2 separate regions of the Homo sapiens genome follow, and region 2 is linked to region 1. A link is a contact called in ENCODE Hi-C data. All regions are on one chromosome and are shown on one strand. Each heading gives the region's core, a stretch centred on a gene start or an enhancer-like site at or near the end of the contact. The rest is flanking DNA. Distances are from core to core; before and after follow the strand shown.

What was found. A loop is a pair of places that touch in the nucleus more often than their neighbours do. Pooled maps may share reads with other maps.
Region 2: a map of CD8-positive, alpha-beta T cell shows a loop between it and region 1 (27-fold over the local background). The contact joins the promoter of PCSK5 here to the promoter of SMC5-DT in region 1. A Hi-C loop is called at or near these places in 2 of 168 maps with a recorded cell type or tissue (CD8-positive, alpha-beta T cell and naive thymus-derived CD4-positive, alpha-beta T cell) and 6 of 50 pooled maps.

What each region holds. Positions count from the first base shown.
Region 1 is chr9:70,256,885-70,260,548 of GRCh38, forward strand. SMC5-DT (SMC5 divergent transcript) reads right to left here and starts at 1,990. Exons shown (of 4, transcript NR_039990.1): 1 at 1,512-1,990; 2 at 1,031-1,051. It overlaps SMC5 (structural maintenance of chromosomes 5), which reads left to right and starts at 2,094. Exons shown (of 25, transcript NM_015110.4): 1 at 2,094-2,379. The coding sequence starts at 2,195. RefSeq lists enhancers at 1,661-1,850, 2,181-2,380 and a silencer at 1,921-2,140.
Region 2 is chr9:75,888,932-75,892,595 of GRCh38, forward strand. It overlaps PCSK5 (proprotein convertase subtilisin/kexin type 5), which reads left to right and starts at 1,742. Exons shown (of 38, transcript NM_001372043.1): 1 at 1,742-2,442. The coding sequence starts at 2,251.

The sequences.
Region 1 (3,664 bases), core at 740-3,239:
CCTCTAATCCATTTTCCACACAGCAACCAGAATTATTATTTAAAAACTTTAAGGCCAGGCACAGTGGCTCATGCCTGTAGTGCCAGCACTTCGGGACACCGAGGTGGGCGGATCACTTGAGGTCAGGAGTTACAGACCAGCCTGGCCAAAATGGTGAAACCTCGTCTCTACTAAAAATACAAAAATTAGCCAGGTGTGGTGGCATGCACCTGTAATCCCAGCTACTCGGGAGGCTGAGGCAGAAGAACCGCTTGAACGAGGGAGGCAGAGTTTGCAGTGAACTGAGGTGGCACTACTGCACTCCAGCCTGGGCGACTGGGTGAGACTCTGTCTCAAAAAAATCAAATAAAAAAAATCAAATAAAAAAATTAAAAGCTTTAGTCAGAACATGGCCCTCTCCTGCTTAAAACTTTGCAATGGCTTCCCATTGCTTTAAAAATAAAATTCAGGCTTTTCCACGATGGACAAGGTTCTGCTCTGCAACCTTGTTCACTGCTCTGCAGCAACACTGGCCTTCCCACCTCAGAGCTTTTGTCCTTACTGGTATGTTCCAGCAAAATTCTTTTGCCTGGGGTGCTCTTTTCTCAGATCGTCACAGTTTCTTCTCGTCCTTCAGAGTTTATCTTAAACACCACCACCTCTCTAAGAGGCCTTCCGTACCTCCCACCCATCAGGTTCATTTTGTTTTCTTCCTAACACCTGTCACAGTCTGACATTATGCTAATCATTTGTTGTGTCAGCCTTAAGTAGTGAAATTCAGAAAATATCATTAAGTATAGAGTTTATTCTAACGCAAAGCTTGAGGACAGCCACCTGGAAACACCAACTCCAAACAAATAGGGTCAATGTTCCAAAGTGAAGTTAAGGTTTCATTTACACAGGCAGAAACAGAGAAGGTTCAGCAGGAGTACATTTTCAATACAAGAGCAGTGCATAAATTACAGCGATTAGATTAGTTATAGATAGCTACATTCCAAGGAAGATAACTATATTAATTTATGAAGGGGGTAGTGATCTGAGGGGGTCTTACCTCTGTCTCTGTTTGGTCTTCCTGATTATAGGAAAAAACAAGGCAGACATTGCAGCTGTATGCCATGGGACTCAGGCCCCATCGCCACATTCTTCGCAAGGCTCAGAATAATTTAAAGTTCCAACAGCTTTAAGTTTGAATTATTTAATTTCACAGTTGATTCACTTGTTCTTTTCCTGTCTCCCACAATAGAAAATAAGCTCCCAGGGATGCAACCTTGGCAGGCTCCTAAACTGCCACGGCTCCAGTTTCTTGTAGATTAGATATTCACTGTTGGTTAAATGAAAGAAGTTCTAGACAGGCCTCGGTGTGCTGCCTCCTCTTTAACGAGAGGGCTTACTAGATGAATGTGAGCAGACGGAAGCAGAACACCCTCTTAATGAAGGCAGCGCATTCCAGCTCAGGGATTTCTAGAAACCTCGGGGGCGGAAGTTTAACCAGAGAATTAGGAGGCAAGGGGAAGAGTAGCAATGAGGTTAACCTGTGCAGTGTAGTCATTTCACGAGTTTGAGAACGCCTAGCACGATGCCTTAACGGAGCGTCGGGCACAGAGTCATTTGGGAGGATTTCTTTTTCGGATTTTTGAGACAGGAACCTGATTTGAAGCAACAGGGAAGAACACCAAGAGGACGAAGAGCCAACGACGGGCGTGCCCGGGAGCTCTCACCTGGAAGGGGTGGGAGCAAGCAGGGCCTGACGTCCTCCCGCCTTGGCGGCCGTGGACGCCCCAGGTGCCACCCACAGCAGCCTCCCACCACACATGACTGAGGCTCGGGAAGCAATAAAGTGGCTTTCAAAATACTAAACGCAATTGAGATTTTTTCCTGAGTTAAAACAAAAAAAAAAAGGAACTGAATGCCGAAATATACGGAGAAGAAACTCCAGTTGCCACGTCCCCGAACGTCTCCACCCAGTCCTGCCTGCTGTTTCGCCCTCAGTCTGGGCCTCGCACAGCGCGGCGGAGCGCGGGAGGGGCGGGGCGGGCCTGCTGACGTCGCCGGACCTGAACTGCGCAGGCGCGGCGCGAGATCGCGGGAGCGAGCGCGCGGTAACAGTTCGCGGCAGTTCGCGCGGGAGCGGGGCGCCTGGGTGGATGGGCGCTTGGGCGCCTGGGCTGCCGGACGGTGGGAACGGAAGTCGCTGTGGGACGCTGAGGAAGCCAGGATGGCGACTCCGAGCAAGAAGACGTCAACTCCAAGCCCCCAGCCTTCCAAGAGAGCTCTCCCGAGAGACCCTTCGTCGGAGGTCCCGAGCAAGAGGAAGAATTCGGCCCCGCAGCTGCCGCTGTTGCAGTCGTCCGGGCCTTTCGTGGAAGGCTCTATCGTCCGCATCTCGATGGAGAACTTCCTGTAAGTTGCCCGGAGGCCGCGCCGCGGGTGTGGAGGTGTGCTGGCCAGCAGGCCCCGGGGCTCCGGCAGCGCGCGGGCGTGGGCGTGTGGGTGTGTACCTGGCTTGTGGGTCTGGCCTTGAATTCGTGCCGGGGTTCCCTTGAGGATTTTCCTACGTAGGCTGTGGAGATTGACGTGTATGATGTAGGAGATGTGTGCCTTGGGTGATGTGGTTTTTAAATTTAGTCAGCCAAGGTTTTCCAAAGGTGTCATGTAGCAGGTAGTGGTTGTAGGAGGGAGTAGGTCTCTGCCCGCTGGGAGTCGCGATCCATAGCGGCCCTGGTCTGGAATTCACAGAAGTATTGTCCCCGGGAACTTAAGAGGAGGCAACAGTTAATTCGGCGTGATAGTGATGCTGTGGCGGATTCTTAGGGTAGGCATTTGCCAGAGAGGAGTAGATAAGACGGTAAAGGTTGTTCGGGAATGGAGGTTACAGGTACAAAAAAATTAAACACTTACTGGCAATTGTTGGACCTCCCTACAAACCCTTGACCCCACTAAACCCAGTTTTCTTCCCTGGTTCCTCCCTCTCCCCTTCAGACAACTAGTTACCGCTTTAGAATTTAGTAAGTTTTAAATATATCATGTATTTGCCTAGCACCTTCCAGTTCATTTGTTCCAGGTCTTTTTTTTTTTTTTTTTCCTCTTTTTTTTTGAGACGGAGTTGCGCTCCTGTAGCCCACGCTGGATGGAGTGCTGTGCCGCGATCTCGGCCCACTGCAACTTCCGCCTCTCGGTTTCAAGCGATTCTTCTGGGTCAGCCTCCCGAGTAGCTGGGACTACAGGCGCGCGCCACCACGCCCGGCTAGTTTTTGTTTTTGAGACGGAGTGTCATACTGTCGTCCGGGCTGGAAGGTAGTGGCGCAATCTCGGCTCACTGCAACCTCCGCCTCCCAGTTTCAATCAATTCTCCTGCCTCAGCCTCCCGCGTAGCTGGGATTACAGCCAGCCGCCACCACGCCCAGCTATTTTTTTTTGTATTTTAGTAGACTCGCGGTTTCACCGTGTTGACCAGGCTGATCTGGAACTTTTGACCTCAGGTGATCTGCCCGCCTCGGCCTCCCGTAGTGCTGGGATTACAGGCGTGAGCCACCATGTCCGGCCGGAAGTCTTTTTAAAGCTTGCACATAGTGGCATAAGGATAACAGAATTGTAATAACAATACTACCTTTTTTTTTCAAGCACCTATTGTGTGCCAGGTACATAGTGCACTCATTCTTTCTTCATAACAACTCTATCTTGATAA
Region 2 (3,664 bases), core at 492-2,991, 5.6 Mb after region 1:
TTCGAGACCAGCCAACCCTGTCTCTACTAAAAATACAAAAATTAGCCAGCCTGTAATCCCAGCTACTCGGGGAGGCTGAGGCAGGAGAATCGCTTGAATCCGGGAGGCGAAGGCTGCAGTGAGCCAAGATCACACCACTGCACTCCAGCCTGGGCGACAGAGCGAGACTCTGTCTCAAAAATACATACATACATACATACATACATACATACATACATACATACATACATACCTTCAATAATAAACCACATTTACTCTACAGTATTCAGAGATTCTGAATTCCACTAATTTTTTGTGCCTCCCCCTTCCCCTTTCTCCAGTGTACAGCACAATTCATTGCACATGCTAGGTGCTCAAAACAGATGTGTTGAATCAGTCAAATAAATAAACGAATAAAATACATACACTTCTGCACATGTTTTAGTTCTTCTGATCTTCTATTTCTTCAGCTATAATGTGGGGATGATGTTATTTTGTGGGTTTGTTTTCAAGATTAAATAATATAGCATACCTTATACAATATGTAAAATGTCAAATGCTATGCTCAAAGGTACTAGTGGAATTTTAAGTCTGCAGGTATCTTTCAGATTTTAAAAAATCAGTACCAAAAGCTATAGGTGGGATGAGTTAATTAATCTCAAACACATTTAAATTAACAGGAAGAAAGAAATAGGGCATGGTAGGAGGAGAGAAAGGAGGACAGTTAGGGATATAGTGAATACTTTTAAAGTCAGTTGAATTATTTCATACGGGATAATTTTTCTTGTCACAGTAAATCACCCTGTGCCCCACCCCCGCTCCAGGAAGGCAGGGAGGTTGTAAAGGAGAAGCGAGAAGAGGGTTAATTTGAGCTCCCTCCTGCCTGCTGCAGTCACAGTGCATGATAGAGTAATGAAGGTGACGCCGCCACATATCTCATCTGAACTTCCTCTGTGGTCTTTTTCATATTAAAGTCTTTCACTGTTACAGGACTGTGCTTGGAAAAGTTGGGAAACTTTTCCCTTGGTGGAGAAAAAGAAGCCCTCGTCAGACGCAATCCAACAAATGAATGGAGTTATTTCCTTGGCCCAACATGTCCATCCACTAGCACACCAAATATTCATAGAAACATCTTTCCTCACTTCCAAGGCCGGAATTGTACTCTCCCGTGGCGTTGCCTAGTATCGCAGATTTCGAAAGTGAGCAGGCAACAGACTTGGCTTTCGAGCCAATTCTAGGAGTCGATGCGACTTACTGTCCTGTGTGGTAGCTTCTCCCGGGAGCAGAAAGTGTAAAATAAACAGCTGCTGAAAAGCATGAAGAATTAACGAAGTGAAAATCTCGAGTTATTTGTTCGGCAATTGACACGTAAGTGACCTCCTTAAATGCCTAGTTATTTAAGGACGTTTAGAACGAGGATGAATGAATCTTCAGGGCGGTTAATTCGCACCGGCGTGTAAATTTCTTTAGTCTTTCGGGAAGTGGCGGTAAATTCATACAAATCCAGCAGGGAGGGAAGAGAAGGGAGTAAAACCACGATCTCGGAGCGCTCTTCTCAGTCCTTTGGAAAGACTTGCCTTTACTGCCCGGAACCCTGGAGGTTACAGCTGGGCGAACCCGGAGGCGCTAGGACCTCGTCAGCGCCTGGCTGCGGCCGCTTTCAAGAGGGCGGAGGAGGGAGAGGAGGAGGGCGATGTGGGAAAGGAGGGGTGTTAAGGGGGGCGGGGGAAGTCATTTATGCAGAGCAGGAGCTGCTGCCATTGCCACTCAGAATCCTCGCGCGCTGCTCGGAGCCGGAGGGAGCGCTGGGAGCGAGCAAGCGAGCGTTTGGAGCCCGGGCCAGCAGAGGGGGCGCCCGGTCGCTGCCTGTACCGCTCCCGCTGGTCATCTCCGCCGCGCTCGGGGGCCCCGGGAGGAGCGAGACCGAGTCGGAGAGTCCGGGAGCCAAGCCGGGCGAAACCCAACTGCGGAGGACGCCCGCCCCACTCAGCCTCCTCCTGCGTCCGAGCCGGGGAGCATCGCCGAGCGCCCCACGGGCCGGAGAGCTGGGAGCACAGGTCCCGGCAGCCCCAGGGATGGTCTAGGAGCCGGCGTAAGGCTCGCTGCTCTGCTCCCTGCCGGGGCTAGCCGCCTCCTGCCGATCGCCCGGGGCTGCGAGCTGCGGCGGCCCGGGGCTGCTCGCCGGGCGGCGCAGGCCGGAGAAGTTAGTTGTGCGCGCCCTTAGTGCGCGGAACCAGCCAGCGAGCGAGGGAGCAGCGAGGCGCCGGGACCATGGGCTGGGGGAGCCGCTGCTGCTGCCCGGGACGTTTGGACCTGCTGTGCGTGCTGGCGCTGCTCGGGGGCTGCCTGCTCCCCGTGTGTCGGACGCGCGTCTACACCAACCACTGGGCAGTCAAAATCGCCGGGGGCTTCCCGGAGGCCAACCGTATCGCCAGCAAGTACGGATTCATCAACATAGGACAGGTAACGAACTACAGGCTAGCCCAGCCCTCGGCCCTGAAGCCACTGGGGGCTTCTTGTCCCCTCTGCGTGGAACCCCCTCCCCCTCTTCCAGATGTGCTCTAGCAGCTGTTGCCCTAACTCTTGGGCGATGCTCTGTCTCCTGCGCGCGCGCGCGTACGCACACACACACACACACACACACACACACACACCCCAGAGTTGCCGGGTCCGTGTTTTGTTTACTTGTCTTTTCCAAGCCACGCGGGACTGGTAGGGTCTCGGGAAAAATCCAGAGTGCCCCCGTGGTGGCTTCAGAGACGGCTGGACCTTTTGACCTGAAAAGTCGAGTAGCACTAGTAATCTGAGGCAGTCTCAGAGAGGGTGATCGTGGGGAGAGGGGGAAATTAGGTCTTTTGGGGGATAGGGGGTGAGCGCGCCTCTGATGCCTGCGGGGAAGGGAAAGCCTTTCCTGCTCGGACCTGAATTTAGCCCAGAAAGAAGTTTCCTCTTGGGCGAGAGAACCTCTGGCGCTGGAGACTCCGGAGGCGCGGGGACTGGAGCTGGAAGGGAGGAGAAAGGAGGGGGAGGGAAGAGGGGGCCGGCCCCGGTGTGAGTGCAGATTTAGGGGAGACCTCTAGGCTTTCTCGCCTTAAGCGAGGTCCGCGTGGGGGCTCCCGGAAGGGAGTTGTAGTGGGGAGGTGGGAAACTTCCGAAACCGGCTGGCTGGGTTCCGCTCCGGGAAAACGAGGAGTCTTACCCCGGGACGGAAGGTGCCGGGCCGGGAGGTTGCGCCGTGGGGCGAGAGTTGGGCAGGCAGCAGGGGCGCGGGGTTTTTGTGGGGTGCCGCTCTCGGGCTTTTGGCAGAGCTCTCCTGCTAGGGAGAAATGCCCATAAACTAAGGTGATGCTATGAGGATGATTGGAAGCGTAACAGATTTGGAAGTACTCCGGGTTCAGTGGTCTTGGCTTTCTGGTTCTCTTCCCCCGACACCCCTGCGAGAAATGGGGGTAGAGAGGGCTATGAAAGTGGGTCCCAGAAAGTACCCCCCTCCACATACACACCGCAAGCATCTTTGGGGTTGGCCGGAGGGGCGGGCCCTGGCTGGGCTCAGGCGAGAATCCGCTGGAATGGGAGGTGAGGATGATGGATGGCGCCTTTCCAGCAGGCGCGCTTTGGGGACTGCCCGGGGTGCACGCACCCTGCGTGCTCTGCCAGGGGGAAGGGAGAGGGAGGTGCTGGCTGG